Regions from separate parts of the Homo sapiens genome. Here region 2 is linked to region 1. A link is a loop called in an ENCODE intact Hi-C map of the cell type or tissue named here. Cell type or tissue: heart left ventricle. All regions are shown on one strand. Each heading gives the region's core, and the rest is flanking DNA. Links, peaks and the distances in the headings are about the cores only. Region 1 overlaps DIS3L2 (DIS3 like 3'-5' exoribonuclease 2). Region 2 has its middle 6.6 kb from the start of NPPC.

Region 1 (16,348 bases), core at 3,331-11,330:
TCTGAAAAACCACCTGATACTGAATTATTGAATTATTATAACTGCTAAACAAAATATTACCAGTTTCTTTTAAAATGCACAGTTGAGTTCTCAAGAAAGAAAAGAAAATCCCCAGGAGCTAAAAATCAAGTGGGAGCCAGAAACCAGAAAAAGTAGAAACTGAGGCTATAGAGACCCTGGGAGCACTTTCTGGTGTTAGTATCAAGAGTGGTTTAAAGCCGCAGAGGGACTGAAGACTCTAAGGCTTTGATGATACAAAATGTAGAAAGGTTGAAGTGAGCCCCTTGGAAAAAACTCAGACCCTTGAAGGGGAACAATCTCAGTGAGAAAATAGGCTAGAAAAAATACACCAGCTGGTGAAGGAAAAAAAATCACAGGTGTCTGTTTTGATCTAGGTTCCATAGGAAAGTCTCCTCTGAACATTCAGAACCCAGGATTGTATTCACACAATAGGGTCCAGCTAATGAACCCCAAGCATAGAAACGAACTTAAAGTGATCCTAGATTGGTGGCACCCATTGCTGAACCAAAAACTCCTCTCAGAACTATTTGCTTCAGAATATGCCTACAGTCAAAAGCCTGCTAAATGCTTACAAAGCACATAAGGAAAGAGCCATCACGATTGACAGTCAGAAAGAAAAAATAGCAAAATGTAGTACAGAATAACTTCAGGTCTTAAAAAAAGACAACTACAGAATATTTTTAAACAATGTATATAAAGTAATGAAAGGGCCCAATGGCTCACACCTGGGAGACCAAGGAGGGCAAAACACTTGAGCTCAGGAGTTCGAGACCAGCCTGGGCAAAATAGTGAGATCTCGTCTCTACAAAAAGTTAGCCAGATGTGGTGGCATGCACCTGTAGTCCCAGCTACTTAGAAGGCTGAGGTGAGAAAATCACCTGAGCCTAGAAGGTTGAGGTTACAGTGAGCCATGATAATGCCACTGCACTCCAGCCTGGGTGACAGAGTGAGACCCTATCTCAAAAAAAAAAAAAAAGAAAAAGAATGAAAGAAAAAAAGAAAAGAAAAAATAAACACAAGCGAAAGAAACTTACTAAAATATAAATTTTGAAAGAAATAGAATTTTACAAGTAAAAAGTAACTAATGTTGGAGAGTAACTTTATAGTTAAGTGTACTAGTACTAGACTTTCTCCTCTTGAGTTTTTAAAATTACATTAGGTAATTAAAAGCAAAAGTATAATATTGTCTGATGTGGTTTTCAATGTATGTAACTATAAAGCAGGGAGGGTAAAGGGGCCTAAATCGTGGTAAGCTTCCTATGTTCCACCTAAAGTGGTAAGCTGTTGACACTAGTAGACCATGACATAGTAAAGATATCAATTCTCCCCAAACTGATTTATACATTTAACATAATTCTTAGCAAAGTCCCAAGATCTTTTGTAGATACAGACAAGCTTATCTTAAATTTTATATAGAAATGAAAAGGAACTAGAATAACTAAAATAATGAACGACCAAAAAAAATAAAGTTGGAGGAATCATACTATCTGATTTTAAGCTATATAGCTATAGCAATTAAGACTGTGGTATTTTCAGAGGGACAGCCACCTAGACCAATGGAACAACAGAGAGATCCCAGAAATAGCCCCTTACAAATATGTCCAACTGATTTCAGACACAAGTGCAAAAGCAATTCAAGGGAGGAAAGATAGCCTTTTCAACAAATAGTGCTGGAACAACTGGACATCAATAGACCAAAAAAAAAAAAAAAACCAACAAAAAATCTTGACCTTTGCCTCAGACCATATATAAAAATTAACTCAAAATGGATCCCAGATCTAATACAAAAACTATAAAACTCTTAGAGGAGAACATAAGAGAAAAGCATCATGACCTACGATTAGGTGAAGAGTTCTTAGGACATGAAAAGCATGATTCACAAAGGAAAAAAAAGATAAATTGTTATTTTTTTCATTTCTAGAACCTGTCATTGACATAGATGAATGACAACTTATTCAACAATGACATTCTTATTCAACAATGTTAACCGTTAGAGCTCTTCTAAGAAGACCAAAAAAAAAAAAAAAATGCAGTTGGAATATGAGCTCCTGTTTTATCCTTAAGTATTAAAGTGGATGAGAGGGAGGGACTTAAATGTATATTAATTATTTCATTTTAATGAAAGACATTACCTGGACACCATTTACCTACAATATATCATTTTAGGATCTGTGTGAAATCTCCAGGTAATTAAACCTAAGTGATGCAGACCCTCAGAGGTAACTGGGGGACTACTGACCTCAGTCAAGGATTACTGATAAAGAAAAAAAGCCATCTCAGCCAGGCGCGGTGGCTCACACTTGTAATCCCAGCACTTTGGGAGGCCGAGGCAGGTGGATCACCTCAGGTCAGGAGTTCAAGCCCAGCCAGGCCAACATGGCGAAACCCTGTCTCTGCTAAAAATACAAAAATCAGCCAGGCGTGGTGGCTCACACCTGCAGTCCCAGCTACTCAGGAGGCTGAGGCAGGAGACTTGCTTGAACCTGGGAGGCAGGGGTTGCAGTAAGCCAAGATCGTACCACTGCACTCCAAGACTCTGTCTCAAAAAAAAAAAGATAACTTCATATTTTCTAGCTTACATAATTGGATGGACGGGAGTTACATGCACCAGGACAGGGTTATTGAATGAGGATAGAGGGGTAGAGATCATCAGCCAAGAATTGGACGTGCTGAGTTTGAGGTGACTGCAACACCAGGCAGCTGGACACAAAAGTCAGGAGCTCTGAAGAACATCTGGGCTGACAGCAAATTTGGGAGTCACCAGAGAACAAATCATAACCAAAGCAACTGAAATTGAACACAGATGCGATCAGCCTAGGAAGAATATCGAGAAAAAAAGGAAGGGACCTAGGATTGAGACTCTGAGGAGCCTCAAAGTTCAATAGCCAGGGAGAAGGGAACAGAAATTGCAAAGACTGAGAAAAAATGGCCTCCTAAGAGGGAGATATAAGAGAAAACTTGGAAGAGTGTGATGTCAAGAAAATGTCTTTTCTCTACTTCCTGGAGGCTTGGCAGCAGGGAAAAGAGAAAGAAAATCAAGATTTCGAGAAGACAGAGGGCAATGAAGCCCTATGTCACTAAGAGAAGTGAAATAAGGCATTAAGTGTTCATTACACTTAGCAGGATGGATATCACAAGGGGCTCAGTGAGAGGTGCAAGGGGGAAGCAATGGGGATAACACAAAAAAGAAATCAGCTGAGAAATGAATGGGCTGGGGGGATGTGGAGTTCGTGAGCTGTTGATTGCTTGTGAAATTTAGCCATGAAGCGGGAAAGGTGGAAGCAAAAGACAGTTTGCCTTTTTGTTGGTGTTTTTATGAAAGGAGAAACTTGAGCATGTTAAAACACAGAAAGCATGGAAGAGGTGACACGGTGGAGCCAAGGACAATGGGTAGCTTCTGTGAGGGTAGGAGGGGAGGCTGGGGACAGGTGCATTTTGGGTAGCATCCCCCAACATGGCCCGTACTCTTCAAGCTCCCTGCACATTCTCACACAGTTCACTCACCCTCTACTCCAACCTCACTCTTAAAATTTTACCCATTAAAGAACAGCTCAAATTCCATATCCTCTCCCCTACTGTCTCACCTAATTTCTCCAGCTCTTGGGATGCCTTCTCCACAATCCCAAGTGGGTCATGTTTTCCATCTATTTGACCACGAAATCTTTGATAGCAGGTTCCACAGAATACACAGTGGGAAATGAACAGTCTCACGCCTGTCCAGCTCCAGTCCTCATCCCTCAATACAGCCTTCCCAACCATACCACAGCAAAGTAATACCTCCCCTCATAAGGTCCTTAACAATTTCATCATTTAGCACGTGAAGTGTTGAGGGTTCCAGTATGTAAATTCCAAGAGTGTAGAGCCTTGTATGTCCCGTTCATCACTGTATCCCCAGTTCCTGGAAGGGCTAGCACACAGTGGATACTCAGGAAATGCTTACTGAATGAAGTCATTAAAAGAGATGCCCTGTGTACTCTCAAAACCTGTAAATTACTGAGGAGCAGGGATCATGTCTTCTGCCTACTTCTACACCATGCCCACAGGGTACACACCTAATAAATGTTCTTGATAACAGGAGAATTTATTACGGCCTAATGTCACATCAGGAATTACAGGCACAGTTTGGCAATATACCCTAATGCAAATAATATGATATACCCTGATGGAAAATAATGAATAGCCTCTGTAATGTTTTTCAACTCTAAATTTAAAAGACAATTAAGGCCAGGTATGGTGGCTCATGCCTGTAATCCCAGCACTTTCGGAGGCTGAGGTGGAAGGATCCTTTGAGCCCAGCAGTTTAAGACCAGCCTGGGCAACATAGCCCAACTTCATCTCTACCAAAAATCTAAAAATTAGCCAGATGGTGGCACATGCTGTAGTCCCAGCTACTCAGAAAACTGAAGTAGGAGGATCATTTGAGTCCAGGAGTTCAAGAGTGCAGTAAGCTATGATAGTGCCATTGCACTCCAGCCTAGGAGACAGGGTTAGACCCTGTCTCTAAAAAATAAAAATAATTTAAAGACAATAATAGTTGCCGTCAAAATATTAAACATTTCCCACATTACGGAATTTAAGAAAACTCTTAGGCTGGAGTGGGCTGACGCCTGTAATCCTAGCACTTTGGGAGACCGAGACAGGCGGATCACTTGAGGCCAGGAGTTCAAGACCAGCCTGGGCGACATGGCAAAACCCCATCTCTACAAAAAAATACAAAAATTAGCCGGGCACAATGGCTCATGCCTATGGTCCCAGCTTCTTGGGAGGCTGAGGTAGGAGGATCACTTGAGCCCGGGAGGCAGAGCTCAAAAAAAAAAAAGAAAACTCTTAAAGACAACTAAACTTTCTCTCGCTTCTGAAATTCTCTTATAAATTCATATAGCACTCCAAAAACTCGGAGTCTATTTAAGATTTATTTGAATGCTGGAGTTTAGTATATTCACATCTTGGTAATACACAGGACATCGGTAATGGCAGGAAGTACATGAAGGATACTGCTTGAGTGGATCTACAGTATCATTACTTGCCTAATAAAGACAGAATCATCTTAATGCCACTGAAGTACCAGAGTTTTGGCCATAAATCACACAATAACAAATTTAAGATTTGCAATGACAAAACATACAAAACCAAAATTGAAAGAGATCTCAAATACAAGCTTTGCTACCAAATAAGGCCCAAAAATGTTATAAGGTGGAAATTGTTTCAACAAATAGCTTGATTTCTCATGTGTACTCTGTACAGTATAACATTATAAATTCAATCTCATGTTTCTTTCCCGCATTTTATTACTACGATTAAAGTCATCTACAGAATTATTACACTGAAGCGACTAAGATTTCTTCCTATGCTTTAAAGACTTTCGTATCAAACTGGCATTTTCAACCCTCTGAAATTTATTCTAACCTTTCTTTTTGGGAAAAATGTGCAGACTTCGGAGACAAATTCTAGGGAGAGTGGCAAAAAGCACAAGTCAAACACAAGTACTTTAGAAACAATAAGAAACCACTCTCCATCCATCCAGTGAAGGAAGGAACAGAGAGAAACACTTGCAAAACAATAGAGACTAATTAAAAGCCTCATCTTAAAACCTCATCTTTAAAAAAAAAAAAATCAAAACCTAAAGAAGCATGGGAAGGTATTGGTGTCAGAATTCACACTTGGCTCCAAATATCAAATAAAAGGATCTTGTGGAAAGAAAACACAAAGGGTTTCTTTTTGTAATGTATGGGCAGCACACTGGAATACCTCTGCCATGATCAGTAAACCTAGGCAACAACAGTAAAATTCTATTCTCTCTCCTGAAGTAACTCAGGGGCAGTACTTCAGCACCACTGAAAAAGCCACCCTGGAAGGTTTTAGAAATCATGACATCTATTTCATTGACCCTTGTCTCTACTCCCTAGCAAATAAAACCTACATCTTATCTTTTTGTTGTTGTTGTTGTTTGAGACAAGATCTCATTATGTCACTCTGTCACCCAGGCTAGGGTGCAGTGGTACGATCACAGCTCACTGTAGCCTCAACCTCCCGGGCTCAAGTAATCCTCCCACTTCAGCTCCCGAGTAGCTGGGACTATAGGCGTATACCACCACACCCCACTAATTTTTTCTACTTTTTTGTAGAGACAAGGTCTCACTATGTTGCCCAGGCTGGCCTCAAACTCCTGGGCTCAAGCGATCCGGCCTCAGCCTCCCTCAGTGCAGAGATTACAGGTGTGAGCCACTGTGCCCAGTCCCCTGTCCCTTTTCTTAATTACCGTTTGGGGAGACTCTTTTACTCTTTATTTTGGAAATTTTAAAACATCCATGAGGTAGAAAAAATGTAAGAAACTACCATACATTCATCATCAAATTAAATAATTTTCAATTAATAGCCAAAGATTTTTCATCTACGCCTCTATACAAACACACACATACACACACACACACACACACACACACACACACACAATTATACTGACACATACATTTTTAAAACTCCCATTTACAGGTCACACTGGCAAAATATTCTATTTAGCAAACAATTCAGCAACAACTACTATCACTTAGGGCCTTTACTTACAGAAAGCATAAATTTTATTGAGCAAGGTTACCACAAGCTCAATCCAAATTTCATGCTGTGATACAGAAGCAGTTATTTAAAAATAAAGCTGAGAAAGAACTCACCCACTATCTACACGCATAATTTCAACGGTAATCCGAGCCATCACATCTCCATACACTAGTCTCAAAAGTAATAAGACAAAGGAAAAAAGGGTTGCAAAGCTCATCCACGTGGCCAATTTTACCATGGCAATTTGGAAAAATATGTGACTTTCAGAACCTATAATCAACTGAACAAAATGACTAAAACATACAAGAATTGAAAGTAATTTTCCCTAGGTTCATATCAGTTCAAATAAAATGTCAGTGTTCATAAAAACTTGTTTTTATTTTACACAAGAGATTAACATCAATCTAGCTTCTGTGTTAGTTATTTATTTTTTTCAAAAATGTCAGTTATATCATGGCCTTAGTCTTGGGAAAGTATTGCTACAACAATGCCTACTACTCTCAGGACTGCGGCTGCAAACATCTGGAAGTTACTACCAACAGACTTTCAGCCCTAAGCACGGTAAGGCCTTGCTAAGAACCATCTTCCTGCCTACACACAAGATCCACGTCATGTCTTGGAGAACACTCCTGTAAGATGACATATAAAGTCACAACCAGTTGTAATTTACCCTCAAAGTCACGGAGAAGTCTAGTGTTATTCAAGGAATCTGGAGGAATGGAGGACACAAAATTCTAAACAGTAAAATGACTAAGATACTAAAACAGACCACAGATAGATAGGGAAAGCTTGATGACCTCTAAGTCAACTTTCTGATTTTGGTCTGTCAGCTAAGCACGTGGCACTGGTGGACCTGAGAGAGGCCCTACAAAGACAACCCTCACTCTAGCTCCACTTTCCGTGGAGAAATTAAGTTCCACATTCATGCCCTTCAACATGAGTGAGTTTGAAAGATAGTGATTCTAGGGTTTGGAGCAATCCAAAATTCTAGATTTTCCACGTAAAAACCACTACCACTCTCAAGGACCATCACCATGAACTTAATAGTTATAAAACGTCAGGTAGACAGCAGAGAAAACAATCTAAGAAAAATAGGCCAGGTGCGGTGGCTCACGCCTATAATCCCAGCACTTTGGGAAGCCGAGGCAGGTGGATCACCTGAGATCGGGAGTTGGAGACCAGCCTGGCCAAAATGGACAAACCCTGTCTCTACTAAAAATACAAAACTAGCTGGGCGTGGTGGCACATGCTTTTAATCCCAGCTACTTGGGAGGCTGAGGCAGGAGAATCGCTTGAACCCAAGAGGCAGAGGTCGCGCACAGTGAGCAGAGATCGTGCCATTGCACTCCAGCCTGGGCAACAAGAGCGAAACTCTGTCTCAAAAAAAAAAGAAAGAAAGAAAAAGAAAAATGACCAAAATCATTCCCAAAACACCAAAGTACAACTATGACAGACCTGGTGTACTTCTTCTCCCTACCACTTCAAAAAAAGAAGTCAAAACACCAGCACTGTAATCCCTGCTTCTCATGGAGACAAAACAAACCCAAAGTCTACAGACTCCAGGGAAATAAGCTGGGCCTCCAGCTCCACTAAAGAGCTCCAGATTCCCAGTGCTTACGCATGCCTTCTAAACTGAGGGTCAAGGTGCAGGACCTCAGTTCCGTGGCAAAGTTCCTAGCCTTGGGATTACCTTAAACCTTCAGCTAGCAAGTGTTCAACTTGTCACTTACAGGGAAACTACATCACTAAGACCTTGCTGCCTCCAGATGCACATTAAATATAAAACCTATATTCATGCAGAGCCTTTGTGCACGCTTCATTAACCCAGATGTGATTAAATCCAATGTTATGATTCCCACGGAAACTGCAATCTTGGCAAACCCATACACATGTATTTCATATTACTTCAGATGGTAGTGACGTTAAAAGAATCTTAGAAAGAATAAGGCACATTTTAATTGCCACATCTTATTACAAAGAAAACCTTCCAGAAAGATGAGAGATTAGAAAACTGCCTTCCTCCAGGGATAGTGGAGCTCTTTCTTTGAGACAATTAACAAAGACTAGACCAAGCCCTGAAGAATGTCCTGGAAGAAACTATCCTTATCTGGCCTGAAACACACAGCCCAGACAACTTAGGGTTTCCTATAAACTCTATTTCTAATATGCAAGACAACCAGCTGCTTGATGCTTAAAACTTCATTTAAACTATTTAATACTTCCATAAAGTACCATAAATGTTAATCAGATGCAGACCTAACTTTAACTCCAACTAAAAGCAACAGATGAAATATCTGAAGTCATCACAAAATGGATCATCTACTGTAAAACAAATTAAATACTTGTTTATGTCAGCCAATATAGAAAATAGTTTCCCTGGTTCTCAGTTTCTGAAAGGTCAAGTGCTACTACAAACAGGCTAAAAGATTAATGAAAGACAGTAGAGCTCAGTGGTTAAACAGGCTTCTGAAGTCAAAACACCCAGGTTTGAATCCAGGTTCTACCATTTAAGATGACTTGAGCAAATTATTTCATCTTTCTGTCCCTCTCATCATCTAAAAGAGGCGATAATAATAAAAGCTTCTTTGTAGAGCTGTCTTAAGTACTAAAGGAGACAATACATGTAAAGTTCTCATTTTTGCTTCTTCAAAAATGCCAATGTCACAGAAGACAATGTAAAGAGCTGTTCCCAGATTAAAGGAGGTAAAGGAAACATAACAATGAAACACAATATGTGGACCCAGACCAGCCCCTGTACTAGAAGGGGACAAGATGCTAAAAGGGACGTTGCTAGGCGAATTGACAAAATTGTTATAGATGATAGATCTGATAAAAGCTATATCAAAAGTTATGTTAAATTAAGTTGATAACTTTCCTGTGGGTATGTGTACTAATCAGGGTTCTCCAGAGGGGCAGAACTAATAGTTTATATGCATATATGAAAGGGAGTTTATTAAGGAAAACTGGCTCATACAATCACAAGGCAAAGTCCCACTACAAGCCATGTGCAAGCTGAGGAAGAAAGAAGCCATTAGTGGCTCAGTCCATGTCCAAAAGCCTCAAAAGTAGGGAAGCCAACAGTGCTGCCTTCAGTCCGTGGCTGAAAGCCCAAGAGCCCCGGGCAAACCACTGGTGTAAGTACAAGAGTGCAAAGGCGGAAGAACCCAGAGTCTGATGTCCAAGGGCACCAGGAGCGGACTGAAGCATCCAGCATGGGCAAAAAATAAAAGCCAGACGACTCAGCAAGCCAGCTTACCCGACTTGTTCTAGACGCACTGGCAGCCAATTGGATGGTGTCCGCCCACACAGAGGGTGGGTCTTCCTCTCCCAGTCCACTGACTGAAATGTCAATCACCTCTGGCAACACTCTCACAGACACACCCAGAAACAATACTTTACCAGCTATCTAGGCCTCAATCCAATCAAGTTGACACCTAATATTAACCATCACAGTATGTAAGAAAATATCCTTAATTCTTGGAAATACAGAAGTATGTGGGAGTAAGGATGTAGTCAAATTTACTCTCAAGCAGTTAAGGAAAAATTTTAGTTTATATTTGTGTGTGTATGGAAAAGTGGAGAGAGAGAAAGGAAGGAAATAATAAGCAAATGGGACAAAATGTTACCAACAGATGAGTCTAAGTAAAGGGTGTATGCACTCATGAGCATTTATTCCAGAGAAATGAAAGCTGCACATGAACGCTGACGGCAGCTTTATTCATAATAGCCAAATCCTGAAAACAACCGTCATTCAACAGATGAATGGTTAAGCAAGCTCTGATGCATGCATGCCATGGAATACTACTCAGCAATGAAGAAAAACAAACTATTGATACATGCACCAATCTGAATGAATCTCAAAGGAATTACACTGAATAAAGAAAAGTCAATCTCAAAGGTTACATACTATATGATTCTGTTTATATAGCATTCTGGAAATGACAAAATTATAGAGTTTAGTGCTTAGATGGGGTTAGGGAGGCAGAGAGAGAGGGCAATGGCTGTGGCTATGAAAATGTAGCACAAGGGATCTTTGTGATGGAACTCTTCTTTATCTTGACTGTGGTGGTGGTCACACAATCTACAGATGTGACAGAACACACACACAAATGAGTAAAAGCAAAACTGGTAAAATCTGAATACGGAGTACAAGTGAAAATGGTAGAATGTGAATAAGGTATGTGCAGTTACCTGATGGTGATACTGTACCTTAGTTACACAAGAAAAAACTAGGTGAAGGGTACACGGGATTTCTCTACATTATTTCTTACAATTGCATGTGATTCTACAAGTAGCTCAAAATAAAAAGTTTAATTTGCCGGGCACAGTGGCTCATGCCTATAATCCCAGCACTTTAGGAGGCTGAGGCAGGCAGATAACTTGAGGTCAGGAGTTCAAGACCAGTCTGGCCAACATGGTGAAATGTTGTCTCTACTGAAAATACAAAAAATTAGCTGGGTGCCGTGGCGCACGCATGTAATCCCAGTTACTCAGGAGGCTGAGCCAGGAGATTTGCTTGAACCTGGGAGATAGAAGTTGCAGTTGGCTGGGCGCGGTGGCTCACGCCTGTAATCCCAGCACTTTGGGAAGCCGAGGCGGGCGGATCACGAGGTCAGGAGATCGAGACCATCCTGGCTAACACGGTGAAACCCCGTCTCTACTAAAAATACAAAAAAAAAAAAATTAGCCGGGCGTGGTAGCAGGCGCCTGTAGTCCCAGCTACTTGGGAGGCTGAGGCAGGAGAATGGCGTGAACCCGGGAGGCGGAGCTTGCAGTGAGCCGAGATCGCGCCACTGCACTCCAGCCTGGGCGACAGAGCCAGACTCCGTCTCAAAAAAAAAAAAAAAAAAAAGAAGTTGCAGTGAGCCCAGATCACGCCACTCACTCCAGCCTGGGTGACAGAGTGAGACTCCATCTCAAAAAATAAAATAAAAATAAAAAGTTTAATTTAAAAATAAAAGCTAAAAGGAAAAATGTTTAAACAAAAATTAGCAACATAAAATAACATATGAATAATGATAAAGCACCAGAGGCATTCCTATTAACTTAAGAATAGGAAAAGCCTGCTATTTGTTATTTAATAATGTTCTAAAGGAGATAGTCTGCTACATAACAAAAAAGGTGATATAAATATTAGAAATGAGACAAAATGATCAATTATAAATGAAATCACTATCTAGAAAATCCAATACGCAAAAAGTATTAGAATATAAGTTCAATAATGCCCAAAAACAATACACAAAAATAGCCTTTTTATTATATCCCAATAATAATTAGAAAACTCTGTTATAATAAAGAACTTTGTTCCACTTATACTACATTTAATTCTTTTCTTTTTTTTTTTTTTTTAAGATGAGTCTCACTCTGTTGCCAAGGCTGGAGGGCAGTGGCGTGATCTCGGCTCACTGCAACCTCCACCTCCCGGGTTCAAGCGATTCTCCTGCCTCAGCCTCCTGAGTAGCTGGGATTACAGGTGCATGCCACCATGCCCAGCTAATTTTTTGTATTTTTAGCAGAGACGTGTTTCAACGTGTTAGGCAGGATGGTCTTGATCTCCTGACCTCGTGATCCACCCACCTTGGCCTCCCAAAGTGCTGGGATTACAGGCATGAGCCACTGTGCCTGGCCCTCAATCATCAGGCATTAGATTCTGATAAAGAGCACATAACCTACATCCCTCACATGCAGTTCACAACAGGGTTCGCACTCCTATGAGAATCTAATGCCACCACTGATCTGACAGAGGTGGAGCTCAAACAGTAATGCTTGCTCACCACTCATCCCCTGCTGTTGTGGCCCAGTTCCTAACAGGCCACGGACAGTTCAGGATCCCTGTTTTACAAGCCAAAGATTACCAGCCACCAACACAGGCTAACAGAGACATGCAACAGATTCTCCTTCAAAGCCTTTGGGAGGAACCAGCCCTGCCAACACCTTGATCTCACACTTCTATCCTTCATAGCTGTGAGATAATAAATTTCTATTGTTATAAGCCATTCAGTTTGTGATACTTTCCTATGGCAGCCTCAGTAAATCAATACACCACTAAAACCAAGCTTAGGAGATCCACTGAAAACTCCTCTCTGATGATCTCAAATAACTTTTCCAATAAAGGCAGAGGAATGTAAAATACATAGAGTGAAACTAAAGCAAAGCCTGATTAATTAAAATGCATTAAAGTCAGCTTAAAAATATACTTGTCTTTCAATCTAGTTTTCAAAAGAGTTTACCAAAAATTATCTTTAAAAGATGCTTGAGGCTGGGTGCAGTGGCTCACACCTGTAATCCCAGCACTTTGCGAGGCCGAGGTGGGTGGATCATCTGAGGTTAAGAGTTCGAGACCAGCCTGGCCAACACGGAGAAACCTCGTCTCTACTAAAAATACAAAAATTAGCCAGGTGTGGTGGCGGGCACCTGTAATCCCAGCTACTTGGGAGGCTGAGGCAGGAGAATCACTTGAACCCAGAAGGCAGAGGTTGCAGTCAGATGTGATATTGCCACTACACTCCAGCCTGGGCAACAGGGTGAGACTCTGTTTCAAAAAAAAAAAAAATGCTTGAATAAAACACTAAGAAACAAATCCAAATGTAGAAATTATTTAGTATATGATAAAGGAGGCATTTCAGATCAATAGAAAAAAGATTTCTCACTAAATGGTAATATAATAGTGGAGCTATACAGGGAAAAGAAATAAAACATTCTTTATCTACTTCACACTAAACTTGACAGATTAAAGAAGTTATCATAAAACACAAAACCATAAAAAGATTGAAAGATTTAACTGCAGAAAGATGAAATACGTAAGTATTGAATATATAATACATCATAAACAAATGTAAAGACAAATATAATATCTTGCTTCCCATGTTAGGTAAACTATTCCAAAGCACAGACTAAGATGAAAAACCCGCTACCATGCTGTAAGTAAGTGTATTCTAGATTGCAAAGCCAAGTAAGGAAAGCAAAGAATACAGGCCAATCTCATTTATGAACATAGATGCAAAAATCCTAAATAAAATATTAACAACATGAATCCCCACAATATATTGAAGATTACACACTCAAGCAAGTATATCCTATAAGAGTCTATCTATTAAATATAACTCACTATATAGCAATAGGGGGAGGTGAACTTAACAAATGTCCAAAAAAGAATATGACAAAATTTATCACCAACTAGTATTTCTTTTTTTTTTTTCTTTTTGAGAGAGAGCCTCACTTCTGTCACCCACACTGGAGTGCAGTGGCACAATCTCAGCTCCACAACCTCAGCCTCCCAGGTTCAAGCGATTCTCATGCCTCAGCCTCCCGAGTAGCTGGGATTACAGGCACGCACCATGATGCCCAGCTAATTTTTGTGTTTTTAGTAGAGACGGAGTTTCTCCATGTTGCCCAGGCTGGTCTTGAACTCCTGGACTCAAGCAATCCACCCACCTCAGCCTCCCAAAATGCTGGCATTACAGGCATGAGCCACCACGCCTGGCCACCAATTAGTATTAAACATCTAAAAAAAAGGACACTTAATAAGCACTTAATTAAAATAAACATATGTTAACTTATTTATATATAAATATGATATATAATATGTAAATATGTCTCATATATATATATATATATATATATATATATATATATATAAAATACTTAACAGTATAACATTACTGACATTCCCATTACAGTTAGGAGGAGATACCACCTACAACTCAACACTAAGCTGGAGCAGCCCTAGCCAACATAATCAGAAAAGGAAGAGGAATAAATATTGGAAAAGAGACTATGTGTTTATTATTTACAGATAAAATGACTATCTAGAACATCTAAAATGACATACTCACAAATTATATTATTGATAACATGCCTATATGCCAACAATGATAAATTTGAAAATGCAAGGAGAAAAAAAGATCAATTCTAAGTAGCAACCAAAATCACAAGCTAGTAGGGTGTGAAATCTAATTTGAATTTTAAAATTATTTTTAAAAACATGAAGGAAGGCTGGCCACAGTGGTTCACGCCTATAATCCCAGATCTTTGGGAGGCCAAGGTAGGCAGATCACTTGAGGTCAGGATTTCAAGACTAGCCTGCCCAACATGGAGAAACCCCATCTCTAATAAAAATACAAAAATTAGCCAGGCATGGTGGTGCATGCCTGTAATCCCAGCTACTCAGGAGGCTGAGACATAAGAATCACTTGAACCTGAGAGGCAGAGGTTGCAGTGAGCCGAGATCGCACCACTGCACTCCAGCCTGAGCAACAGAGACTTTGTCTCAAAAATTAAAATTTAAAAAAATTTAAAAATTAGCCAGGCGTGGTGGCACATGCCTGTGGTCCCAGCTATTCAGGAGGCTGAAGTAAGAGGATCACCTGAAAACATAAAAGGGACCTAAACAAATAAACCCTGCTTTTGATCAAAAAAGACTCAATACTATAAAGAGGTCCATTAAAAATGAGTTGAAAAAGTCAATGTGATCACAAATTCCAATCATGACCTTTTAATAGAAATTAACAAGCTTATCTTTTTTTTTTCTCTCTCTCTCGAGACGGAGTCTTGCTCTGTCACCCAGGTTGGAGTGCAATGGCACAATTTCGGCTTACTGCAACCTCCACCTCCTGGGTTCAAGTGATTCTCCTGCCTCAGCCTCCCAAGTAGCTGGGAATACAGGTGCATGCCACCACGCCCAGCTGATTTTTTGTATTTTTAATAGAGATGGGGTTTCACCATATTGGCCAGGCTGGTCTCAAACTCCTGACCTCATTATCTGCCCGCCTCAGCCTCCCAAAGCACTGGGATTACAGGCATGAGCCACTGCGCCCAGCCTAACAAGCTTATCTTAAAAATCAAATGAAAAAAAATGGGAAAGGATCTGAACAGGCATTTCTCCAAAGAAGATATAATTACAGCCAATGAGCTTATGGAAAGATGCTCAACATCATCAGACATTAGGAAAATGTAAATCAAAACCACAAGAAGTACTACCAGTCACACTCACTAAATTGTTTCCTTTAAAATGACTAACATTATGTGATGTGAATTTCACATTGATAAAAAGTAATTTTTAAGATCTAATAGAAGAATGCCCAAAATAGATGAGAAATGTTTGCAAAAGAGTAACGAGAAAAGACCTGCTCTATCAAATTGAAAAACATCCTATGACACACTAGTAATTAAAAGATTATGATATTCAACTGGAAATTGGCAAAGACATCATTAGAAGGAAACAGAGAGTCTAGAAACAGACCTTAGGGAAATTATTTTAAAAGTATTTCAAATCACTAGGAGAGAGAACCACTCAAATGGTAATAGCACACCTGGCTATCTGTTTGAAGAAAAGTTAGATTCTTACTACACATAAAAAATAGGCCGGGCGCAGTGGCTCACGACTGTAATCCCAGCACTTTGGGAGGCCGAGGTGGGTGGATCACAAGGTCAGGAGATTGAGACCATCCTGGCCAACATGGTGAAACTCCATCTCTTCTAAAAATACAAAAAGTAGCTGGGTGTGGTGGCAGGTGCCTGTAATCCCAGCTACTCAGGAGGCTGAGGCAGGAGAATCGCTTGAACCCAGGAGGCAGAGGTTGCAGTGAGCCGAGATCACACCACTGCACTCCAGCCTGGCAATAGGGCAAGTCTCTGTCACAAAATAAATAAATAAATAAATACCTGACTCCGTCCCTAAATAAATAAATAAATAACCTTCAGGCCTGGCACAGTGGCCTTGGGAGGCCAAGGCAGGTGGACTGCTTGAGCCCAAGAATTCAAGACCAGCCTG
Region 2 (11,904 bases), core at 3,905-11,904, 57 kb after region 1:
ACCATCTCCTTGGCCACAGTGACTGGCCAAGTCTAACAAGTCAAACAAGGCCAACAAGGCCAGCTGGTCCTTCCATAAGATTCTGTCTAGACCTAAGAGGAGACATCTGAGGGCATCACTCTCCCTGCCTGCATCCCCTACCACACAGAGGAAGACGCTCTGTAGTAGGAAAGAATAAGGCCATCACATGGAGGCAGAGAAGTTACCGGGAGAAAGAGAGAGGCTCAACATCACTTAAATCACTGAATCTGTTGGCCTCTGAGCCAGCGAATAAATAGGCTCTCGCCCTGGACTTCCTGGTTATGCAACCAATAAAGTTTCTTAGAGCTGGAGTTACGTTTCTGTCATTGACCAACTGGGGGCTTGGGTCCGGCCGGATCTGGGTCATGTGCTTGTGTCTATAATAAAAGAGATGGGTTATTGAGATTGGTAGGCCACAATAAAACAGGGTTAGAGTGGAGGGAGAGTTTCCGAAAGAAGTTAGTGCTGCACAGAAGAAAGCAATAATAACGTCCAGACAAGTATTGAAATAGTCAGTTACCAAATAAATGGGGGTTTTATCCAGTTCTATTAGCCTTTACAAATCAATTGCCAAAAATTAAGTATACAGAAAATAATTAAGAAAGTTGTATATATTAAATTTTGTCCCCTACAAATAATAGTCATATTTTTAATGCACGTGAGATATTTATAAAAACAACAAATATTCAGGCACAAAAGAAAATCTGGCCAGGCATGGTGGCTCACGGTTAGCCTGTAATCCTAACACTTCAGGAGGCCGAGACAGAAGGATTGCTTGAGCCCAGAAGTTCAAAACCAGCTTGGGCAACAGAGTGAGATCCTCGTCTCTACAAAAAAAGTAAATTAAGGCCAGGCATGGTGGCTCACGCCTGTAATTCCAGCACTTTGGGAGGCCAAGTCAGGCAGATCACGAGGTCAGGAGATTAAGACCATCCTGGCTAACATGGCAAAACCCTGTCTCTACTAAAAATACAAAAAGTTAGCCAGGTGTGGTGGCAAGTGCCTGTAGTCCCAGCTACTCAGGAGGCTGAGGCAGGAGAATCGCTTGAACTCGGGCGGCAGAGGTTGTAATGAGCCAAGGTCACGCCACTGCACTCCAGCCTGTGCTACAAAGCAAGACTCCATCTCAAAAAAAAAGAAAAAGAAAAACACAGTAAATTAAAAAAAAATTAGCTGGGTGTAATGGTGCGCACGTATAGTCCCAACTACTTGGGAGGCTGAGCTGGGAGGACTTGAGCCCAGGAGGTCGAGGCTATGGTGAGCCGTGATCATACCACTGCATTTCAGCCTGGGTGACAGAGCAAGACCCTGTCTTAAAAAAAAGAAAAAGAAAATCTCAAGAAAGTTCAAATCTCATAAATATTACAGTTTCAATATCCCTAATCCAAAACTTGGAAATCCAAAATGCGTAAAATCCAGAACTTTTTGAGGACCAACATGATGCTCGAAGGCAACGCTTATTGGAGCATGTTGAATTTCAGATTTTTGGATTAGGGATGCTCAGCTAGTAAGTGTATAATGCAAATATTCCAAAATCCAAAAAAATCCAAAATTAAAACATTTCTGGTCCAAAACATTTGGGATAAGGGATATTCAACCTGTATAAGTTATATTATCTGATTACAATACAATAAAGTTAAAAACCCATAATAAGAGTTTAATGAGGCCGGGCGCGTTGGCTCATGCCTGTAATCCCAGCATTTTGGGAGGCCGAGGTGGGCTGATCATTGGGAGATGGAGGTTGCAGTGAGCCGAGGTCGAGACACTGCACCCCAGCAAGGGCAACAGAACGAGACTCCATCTCAAAAAAAAAAAAAAAAAAAGAGAGAGAGAGAGTTTAATGAAAATGAAATGCAACTATTTTAATTAAAATTACTTTTATAAAAGTTTATAAAGTAAAAATAACATTTATATAAGAAAGCAACTGCTTGGGAAATCTTTTTTATTTTAAGGCAAAACCAGGGAAAATGCCTACTAGTCTATAGAACACATGCAGCAGCTCTGAAAACTTTACGGAAGAGCAGAACATATTTATCTGAGTTGAATATTTATCATGAATCAAGTGAAGAGAAAATGATGAAAGAAACAATTATCACTACATCATATGGGAAATGGATAATAGTGACATGCGAGTAACAGGTCTTTACTCACCATTTACCACAGAACATTCCAGACAGGTTAAAGTTAAATACACGCATGCATACACACTCACACAACCATTCTTTAAAACCACAACAGAAGAATATAAAAGTGTATGCTCCCCCTATCTACGGAGACATTGGTGTCAGGACCAAGTGTGGGTTTCAGGGCAGACAGACCTCTGAGTTTCAGTCCCAGCCATGGTGCTTACTCCAGTACTTAACATTTCTGAGCTTAGTCTCCTGTCTATGTAATGTAGGTGAAAATACCCAGTTCGCAAGAATCAAAGCCACTATGTGGTCCACACTTTCAGCCTCTATAGTGGACTTACCCAGGCTGGGTGCTGGGGTAGCAAGAGCAAAACAAACAAGATCCCTGCTCTCCAGGAACAAATGGCCCCTGGGAGAAATGGCCTGAGCCAGGCGACCACACAAGCATGTAGTCAAAGAAAAGTGCAGGAGGCTACGAGAACTCAAAACATCTTGAAAATGTGTAAACATCTGTATATGAGCATAGAAAAGCCATACAGTGAAAGGCCATTTCATAGTAAACATGAAAATAATAATATCAATATATCTAACACTCTGATAAAAATACTTAAGAAAGCCCATATACCAGGTCATGTCCATTGGCACAGGGCTGACAAAATTCAACCAAACCACAAAGAGTGCTTATGCTATCAAACCCTTTCAACCAGCAATTAGAAAGAAAGAAACAAAAGAAGGAAGGAAGGAGGGAAGGAAAAGGGAAAGGGAAAGGGAAGGGAAGGAGGAAAAAGAGAAGGAAGGAAGGGAGGGAGGGAGGGAAGGAGGGAGGAGGAGAGATGAAAGAAAGAAAGGAAAAGAGGAGAGAAGGAAAGAGAGAGGAAGGGAGAAAGAAAGAAAAGAGAAAAACTCTGTTTATATAGGCATGTTTTTACCTGCGATATTTGTAAGCACATGACACTAAAAACAGCCCAAATCCTGACTGTGAACCATTACATTGCAGACTATGAAGGTTCATGGAAAAGGTTTTATCAAATCATATTACATGAGAAAGTTGATCACAAGATATTATGTGCACTTCAAATCCAACTAGACACAAAAGTTGCCGGAGGATCTGAAAACCAGGGAAGTAGTAGACAGGCCATGTTATATCAGTGGAGCTGTGCATATTTGCTATTAGTCTGACTTTTCTGTTTACCTCGCACTGTAACATTGGATAAATATTCTATACCAAATTTCTAAGGAGGATTGATTTTTAAGGGGCCATTCATCATTCCACCCAAATAAGCTCAGCATCGCCAGGTCATCTTCCTTGGGCTCAGCCTGCAGTTTCTAAGGAAGCAAGAGAAGGTGTGTGCAGGGCAGAGGCCAGCAGGGCCGGCAGACAGTGTTCCTCCTACAGAAGCAGCTGCCCATGGGCCCCTGGCTTGGCGAGGCCTGGGAGCATCTTATCACATGAGCTCATGTGAAAGGCCCACGCCTCCAGATCTCCAGCAAACATATGCAGTTCCTTTCCCATCACTGCCCAGCTCTGCTCCAGGGTCCATGAGCTCATTGCTGCTGGGCAAGTCCTCCTGGGGTCAGATAACCGCCAGGGGCAGCTCCTTTCCCAGCCTCCAGCCCTTGCCTTGTGCCCCCAGGAGACACAGGGCTGCCCTGATTTCCACTGTGTGATTGCAGGCAGAACACAGAGCTTTGTGTGAGCTTAGCCTCCGTCCTGGGGGGCTGAGCTGGTTCTCTCACTCCAGCCCTGACCCCTAGTGATGGCCTGGCCTCAGTCTGTGACCAGGTGGACCCCGCCTGGCCTCCAGGCCCTGCCCAGGCTGAACTGCTGTCTTGTTTCTGTCTCAGTCCCAGAATCTGCAGCAACCCTGAAACCAGAGGCCATCTCCCAGGTGGGTGTCAACCAGAAGAGTCATTGAGCATGGGAGAGGGGGCAGAAATGGAGGCCCTGCCCTCAGGGACCCCGGGTGGCTGGTATGAGGGGAGGTTTCTCCCAGAAGGTCAGAGCTGGTTCATTCATTCAGTCTCACACAAGAGGGCGTCCATTGTGTGCCAGGTCCAGCAGCAATGGAGTCCCAGGTGAGTCCCAGCAGTCCTGATGTCACAGACAACTGGAGAGAGAATGTCCCCTGGCCCTGCTCTGTTCCTGTGGGCAGCGGTCCTCGTCTAGGCCTCAGAACCCTACCCCACCCACCTCCTGTGCTCTGGCCTCAGACCACTACACACTGGCCACCGAGAGAGCTGGTGTTCTGAAACTAGAGCTCTTGCCTTCCCAAAACTTCCAGCCACAACATTCCCAATCAGTCTGGCCTCGTCCTTTCCAGACTTCCCAGAACTTAAAGGGAAAGAATGGGAAAAAGGGACAATGAGGTCCCAGAGAAATGGCCACTGACAGATATGGCAGAGGCCCCAGGGCTCTGAACCGCCCCCCAACCCCGAAAACGGCCACAGGTGGTGGAGGAGCTGTGTCTGTTTGTCTGCCAAGCCACACACCACATTCCCATGGGAGCCCACTGCGCGCGGGGTGGAGACAGCTGTTCCTCTCGGCACATGTGCTCTCGGGGAAGCAGGGTTGCTCGCTCCCCAGCCCGGTCCCTGTGGCTCGCTGGACTTCAATCCACTCACTCATGTGGCTGCAGCAGCCTGCTGAGCCCATGTGGCTGAGGGCAGACCATGTAGCCAGCGGGGGCCTCCACAGCCCCATCTGCAAAATGGGGCAGCTGGTCACTTTGCCAGCACCTTCTGTCTGAGGGCAGAGGAGGCCTGTCCCTGCTGTGCCCTGAGGCCCGGTGCAGTGCTGGGAGTCAGTCGCTGTGCATTTACTGGTCACCTACCAATTTAGCAGGCAGTGGGCTGGGAGGTGGGGCTACTGAGGCGGACACAGGGGTTCCCTGGAGAAGCTGGTGGCGGGAAAGAAGGAAGGTTTGTTGCCACCAGGGCTGTGACAACAACATGCTCGGGAGCTGAGGGACTCCACAGCTGGATCCTGGCTGCCTGTGCTGAGCCAGGGGAGCAGCCTGTGGGAGCAATGGGCACAGTCCCATGGAGGGCAAGCCTCAGGGCTCAGCAGAGGGGGCACACCCTGGAAAAGATTCCCGGGCCCTCTCACTTCCCTTCAGGTCCTGGCCAGGCCCTTCTGCCAGAAGCACTCCTGAGGGTCACACGCTCCTCTCCAGCAACCTCACCTCCCGGGAGGTTCTCAGGGAGCAACCCAGGCACACCACCCGTCTGCCCACTGCTCTGCTGCCCATGGAACTCAAGGGGACAGACAGAAAGTGGCATGCCTGGGATCCAGGCAGGGTCTAGCATCTGGAGGTCTGGGGACAGGCTGCCCAGAGTCTGACACGACTTCTCTGACCCTGCAAAGTTTCCTCCGGTCACAGGAAGGAGCAGGGCTCCAATGTCTGGGCTCCGTCCTCTGAAGCCAGATGCCCTGTCTCCCACCCTGCAGACTCCAGGCCTTCCCCCGCCCTCCCCGGCTCAGCCACCACCCAGCTTTCTGGATTTTCTTGTAACACCTCACTCGCCACCCTGTGTCTGCAAGCTCAGTGAGGCCTGTTCTGCTTGAGGAACACATTTGCATCTAATGGGGTAAGAAGGTGCTGAAGTTAGAAATATTTGCTTGATTTAGTAATGCATGTGAGCATATGTCTCATTCATTTTACCTACGTGAACGCTCCCCCTTCAGGCTGCAAGCTACGGTCAGCAACTAATTCTTTAGAGGCAGTGTGATCATTAGAATCATCTCCATCAAATGATTTTGAGTGTGATTTTTAAAGACAGCAGTGCTAGCAGTCGGCCTGGGCCCAGTCCTTGAACACTGCCCTGAGGATTTGCTTTGCTATTTCCATAGAGGAACCATTGGGGACCCCTAATTTTGCCTCTCCACATGTTATCCCCTTTGCCTTTCTATCCATCCCTGAGGGAAGAAGGCAAGGACACCCCCAGATGTCCTCACTGTCACATCAGGGGCTGTCTGCGAGGGCAGTAGGGCTCTGGCAGAATGGTTATTCCAAGAATGGAGTGTGGGGGAGGTCAAGCAGTGGGCACCGAGGGCATGGAGATGCCTGTGGCTGATGTGTAAGCAACAGAAGCCGGCTCTGGCTGAGGGAAGTGGAAAGGAATGCATTAAAAGGGCATTGGAGGCCGAGCGTGGTGGCGCACGCCTGTAATCCCAGCACTTTGGGAGCCCGAGGTGGGTGGATCACCTGAGGTCAGGAGTTCGAGACCAGCCCGGCCAACATGGCAAAACCCCATCTCTACTCAAAATACAAAAATTAGCCATGCGTGGTGGTGCAAGCCTGTAATCCCAGCTACTCGGGAGGCTGAGGCAGGAGAATCGCTTGAAGCTGGGAGGTTGCAGTGAGCCAAGATTGCACCATTACATTGAGCAGTCAGGAAGGCTCGGGAATAACTCACCCAGGGTCAGTTGCCAACATCAAGTGTGGATCAGGTGGAGGGAGGACCTCAGTGCAAGCCATTGGGGCCAGCCTTTATGTGCCAGCCTTTATCAATGACAACTCTGTCACAGAACAGTGGGTCCTACTGCCACCACCACCCTGCCCAGGAACTCCTCTTGTAGTATGATTCAGAGCATTCCCTGAAGACCCGGCTTCTCTGAGACGATGGCACCCAATTTGAAACTCAGGGCTGGTGCAACGGAATTGGGGCAGTCCAGGTCACATACCCAGGCACAGGTTGCAAGGGTGCCCGAGAAAGCAAGCACATGATGATTCGACTTCTCCAGTGGGCTGTGATGCCGGGCAGCAGCAACCATGGATGGACACGTGCTCACGTCACATGGACACTCGCCTCTACTCCTTACCACCTCTGTGGACATCGACATCCTTAATCAGCTGCTTCCTGGGAAGTTCTGAACCCTACACGACTCTAAGCTGGGATTTTATTTCATAAATTATTTCCCCCACAAGACAAAACAGGTCATCATTTCAGGAGAACGACCTTTCTTCTCCTTGCCAAGTGTACACTGGACATCAGGGACCACCTTGGGCAATCCTCGGGAAACATTTGTTGTGTAAGGTTACACACTGGGCCCAGAGACAATTCACACAGGCATAATGGTGGTTTTTTGAACAATTTATGGGCTTTGGGCTTAAAAGTGTTTTCTAATCCCTGTGGAGCCCAGATTGCAAAAAGTTTGTTCCCTCCAGCCCTCATCAGCATCTGGCTTGGTCATGTCCGCTTCTTACAAGTGTTTTCTGGTCATTCTCATCTTAGAAATTGACCGCTCACCAGGAGGCAGCGGGTGATGACACACTCACGGGGCAGAAGTCTGCAGAGAAGTCTCTGGCTTGGAAAATCCAGAGACACGGCTCCCTTGAGGTGACTGGTGGTCCTGGATCCTAGCAAGTCCATTCCATGATCCCTTCTGGGAAGGTGCCAAGTTAGGGGGCTTCTGTAAGATACTTGGTGGTCCCTTCTATCCATAGGGAGAAGCCCCCTCCTCCTTGAAGACTGTGGCCCCTATCAAATCTGAAAAAAGGTCTCCAAGACCAGACAATAGACATTCTCCTCCAGGTACAAACCAAGAAGGTGGGCTCACTGCAGGGACCCCCCAGAGCAGGAAAAGAGCGGCTCACTGCTTGGAAAAGCTCCATATGACCAACATTTTACCAGAGTCTAGCCAAGGCAAGCTTTTGTCCCTAGGGCAAGAATTTGGCAGCAGATCCATTTGCTCTGCAAACATCTGGTGCAGGCTCTGAGCTGAGGTTGGGGTGCTGAGCTCTTTTCTGCTGGGGAGGCCCTCTTGCTCACTATCCTGCTCACTTTCTCAGGGCTGAAGCCTCTCACTGCCCCACTCACCTGCCCTTTGACAGCCAGATGGAGAGCTGTTGATTCCCCCAGGGAAGTGAGCCTATTTGTGGAGGACCTGTCTTTTCTTTTTGGCAAGCAGGGGAAAGGAGGAATGAACTCTGACGTCATGGACTGCGTAGGACAGTGGGGTTGGAGGCCATCTGGAGCAGGTGCTGGCAGGACCCCTGGGAAAGGGAAGGAGGGCAGCTGGCTCATCAGATGGGGGTGTCCTGGGGTCAAAGACTCATGGTACAACGAGGTTAAGCTTTCCTGGAATCTCTGGCCCGTGAAGGATGAATGACGCTTCCTTGGCCTCCATCTCCTCCAGTACTCCAGTCCAGCGCCATGGGTGCAGGACTCCTGGAGGAAGGTACCAAGCTCAAGGAGACCTGGCCATGCCCCGGCCTCTGTGTGCTCTGAGGGGCTGCACCACTAAACAGTCCTGGGGAGTTTCGGGGGCTGTGGGGGTCCTCTCACCCAAAAGTATGTGTGGACATGCAGTGACATTCAGATCTCTCTTCTGCCTCAGCTGTCTCCTGCTGTGTTTGGCCAGGGAGAGGTTGGAAGCCTCTTATCAGGCCCCAGATTCACTCTGCCCTGTCTAGAAGACAAGGACAGTGTTTTTCTAATTACAGGTGGTGAAACTGAGGGCCCAAAGCAGTGACGGGACTTGGCCAGTGTCCCGCAGCAATTTCCCTGCCTGACCTCAAGACTCGCTCACTGCCTGTTTAGTGTCTTCTCTGAGAAATTATGCAGCTGGAAGGGGGCCCCGGGATAAACAATTGCAGAGAAACAGATGGGCGGCTCTGCAATCCTCCCCTCCAGTGTGCCTGAGAGCCCTCCCCTGCAGCCCTGGGGCCAGGAGGGGGCGCTGCTTCGCGGGGCTCCTGTTCCTCCCTCCTGGGGACCTAGGCTGGACAGTCCTGTCTTAGCTGCTCCTTCCCCAGCCTCCCAGCAGCCCTTCCACACGCCTTTCTCCCACCAGGCATCCTGACCAGGGCCCACTCTCATTTTCTATCACATCCTGATTCCTGGCCAGACATCGCCTGTCCCAAGGAAGGGCCCCTCTCCAGTAGGTGTCAGAGTCGCACCTTGCCCTTCTGGGAGGAGGGAAAGAGTGAAAAGGGGCCCACAAAACGGGGTCCCGCCCTTCAGAGGGCCAGAAGGGAGAAAATGGTCCCACCCATGCAACTCTCCGACGCTGAAGGCCCTGCATACCCCCAGCCTACTGTGGCAGAGCTGATACCCTGGACTCGCCCATGCAACTCTCTGACACTGAAGGCTCTGCATGCTTCAGGCTGGCTCTGCCTCCCACTTCCTGCTCCCTCCCACTTCCCCCACACCTAGCTGACCCCCTTCCCCTTGCCTCATCTTCAGGCACCCCCAATAAGCTCACTTGCCCTTCCCACCCCCAAGAGCTCAGCAGGCTCCTCTCTCTCCATCACACCCCCCACCTCCAGAACACCATCGACCTTAGAATTGCCTCTCCCTAGTCTGCCTCCTCTGGGCACCCCTGCCTGAAGCACTCCACCCTCCCGAGGTCTGGGCACATGGGGTTCTGCAGTCTCATCGGCCTCCCCTGCCCTCTGTGTTGCCCTTTGGTGAGGCCTCTCATTTGGTTTTTCTCAAACAGCACCCCTCTAGGCCTGACTCTAGTACATTCCACTGTTAGCCTGGTTTTCTGTCGAGGTTTTCCTCTTCTCTTCCCTTCTCTTCCTGTGTTTCCAGGCTCAGCACAGACTTTTCCTTCTCCAGGAAGCCCACCCTGCTAGTCCAGGCTGGAGGAGGAGCCCTCCTTGGGTGGCCTCAGCCTGACCTGTCCCCTTCCCTGTCATTGTCCTTTTCAGCCTACAAAGCTCATGTCTGTCTGCTAGGGGGTTCTTCCCGGCTGGATGGAACCCTGCAGGCTTCAGGGATGCTCAGTAGATACCGGGAGATCAGCGAGATCAGTGAGAACGACATGATTCCTTACAGAATTACCGCGGCCTTGGGGCCTTTTCTCCCTCTTTTGCCGTTAGGAGGAAATTTAAAATTGAGCAGTCAATAAAATGACTTGAATAGCTCATATTCAGCTGCTCAGTGAGTTCAACTTTCCCAGGCCATGCCCCTGGGGCCTGGGGCAGAAGAAGCAGACTTCGTAAGGGAAAAGCAACAAAAAGGGACCTGAGTTCCAAATCTAGGCTCAGGAGGAAGAGTGGGCGTCCTCTGCAGCTCCCCAGGCAAGGAAAGCAAAGGGAGAGGGGAAACCTTCATCTCCAAGGCAGTTATGTGCTGATGGCACACCTCCCGGTGGCCCCTCCTGCCCAGGCCTCTGACTCTTACCCACCCTGCCTCCCAGGCCCCAGCTAAGCAGAAGCTGCTCCACAGCCTGCCCCCCGGGAAGCCTCCCTCTGCAGATGACCACCGCCCAGTGGTCAGGAGTGGCAGCTCACCAGATTTCCCTTCCAAAGATGGGAAGGTGAGTCCAGGGAATCGGCTCTGCCACAGTAGGTTGGGGGTGTCAGTTTTATTAATTTAGCCTCAAAGTTCAAACAGAGAGGAGACCTAGATAGTCAATCACCTGGACGCGAATGTGTCTAGGAACACAGAAGACAGGAAGGACCAACCTAAGGACGTTCAGACAGAAGGAAGTAGCCATGAACAGCGGAAGATTTCCTTAATAAGGGGCTTTAGAGGATGTACTGCTGGCCCCTGGAAACCAGCCCAGTGCTTGACTCTAGAGTCAGTCTGTGTGGCTCTGCCTGACTCTTTAAACAGGTATAAAGAAAGCAAGTGTCAGAGAAGTTCCAGATGGTAACATCCTTCTTTGCACAGCAGGCAAAAAGCAGAGGGAACTTTCACAGCCCACCTGGATACCCCTCCCTATACTGCTTTCTAGTTCCTCTTCCTTTCTCCTCAAATGAAAGAGTGGTGCCACTCTATGGGTGTTAGCACGGAGAGGAATTGGGGGGCTGCGTGGAGGTGGTGACTCAATTCACCAGAATCCACAGAAGGTGCCCTGTTGATGTCTGGATCTTCCTGGAGATCAGGAAACTTTGCTGCCCCAAACTCAGACCTCAGGTGTTAGCTGTTTCCTAAGCAAAGTGACCTGTGTAGTGGTTGCTCCAATGTTGTGAGTCAGGGTATGAGAGTGGGAAGGGGTAGCCTGAGAAAGGTGCCGACAGAGCAGACCATGATGCGGCCGCCTTAGCAGCTCTGGGACCAGGCTCACTACCACGGAGGGAAGAGGGAGGCTTGGAGGGAACCTGGTTCTCCAAGCCCCTCTTCACTCCAGTTGCCTTCCTGCCTCAGGCACAGCTTCCTCTCCCTGGAAAATCTCGTCTGGGCTACTGTCTCCCCAGAATCGCCTTCACGCCTGGGGACAGCCACTGCACTCCTGCGGCAACATTTGTTCTCTCTCCAGCCTGCGTCCTGCTCAGCAGCAGCCAGTCATAGATTCCTGCTCTTCAATCAATTCGGGGGATCTGGGCTCTCCGCCTCTGCGGCCCACACCGCAGTGCCCAAATGCCCACCACACTCCTTAGTGTCCAAGGGACCGAGAAGCCCAGTGCAAGGAGAGCAAGTTCGTGAGTGGTAGGGATATGTGGCCATGTCCCGAGAGCCACGGGGACCTCTCTACAGTCAAAAACGGGAAGTTGACCACCTGTCACGGCTGGCAGAGGCTGGACTGGGCCGCTGGCTAGGAAGCTCTCTCCCCAGCCTGTGAAAGTGCACAGGATACTGGAGCGGGCTTCCCCCAGCAGCGGATCCTCGCGTGGGTGCAGGCAAGGTCAGGTGCGCATTGTTCCCACAGAGGGAGTTCACCAGCGGAGTCAGACCCCGGGACGTTCTGTGTGGCCGAAACCGGCTGAACGTGAACCTAGAGCAGTAACTGGCGAGCATACGATGCCGCGGAGCACACGCATGAGCATGAATATCTTGGTTCCGCGCTCGCAGTCCCCTC

What was found. A loop is a pair of places that touch in the nucleus more often than their neighbours do. Peaks named below come from ENCODE experiments on the same cell type or tissue, not always from the same donor. Only the 100,000 strongest peaks of a DNase experiment are listed, where the experiment ranks them.
Region 2: a loop joins it to region 1, with 2.6 times the contacts of the local background. A loop is called at or near these places in 2 of 110 quality-filtered maps.

What each region holds. Positions count from the first base shown.
Region 1 is chr2:231,979,465-231,995,812 of GRCh38, reverse strand. All of the region lies in intron 1 of DIS3L2 (DIS3 like 3'-5' exoribonuclease 2), which reads right to left. Among named protein-coding and RNA genes, the nearest start is that of DIS3L2, 26 kb to the right of the region's middle. RefSeq lists an enhancer at 5,271-5,892. In heart left ventricle, for the core only: no CTCF peak of the experiment used is centred there; no DNase peak of the experiment used is centred there.
Region 2 is chr2:231,927,090-231,938,993 of GRCh38, reverse strand. No RefSeq gene overlaps it. Among named protein-coding and RNA genes, the nearest start is that of NPPC, 6.6 kb to the right of the region's middle. RefSeq lists an enhancer at 11,254-11,904. In heart left ventricle, for the core only: a CTCF peak has its summit at 8,823 (motif pointing right); DNase peaks (open chromatin) are centred at 4,663, 7,404, 8,173, 8,723 and 1 weaker place; H3K4me3 peaks cover 176 bases; H3K27ac peaks cover 2,720 bases; H3K27me3 peaks cover 2,670 bases.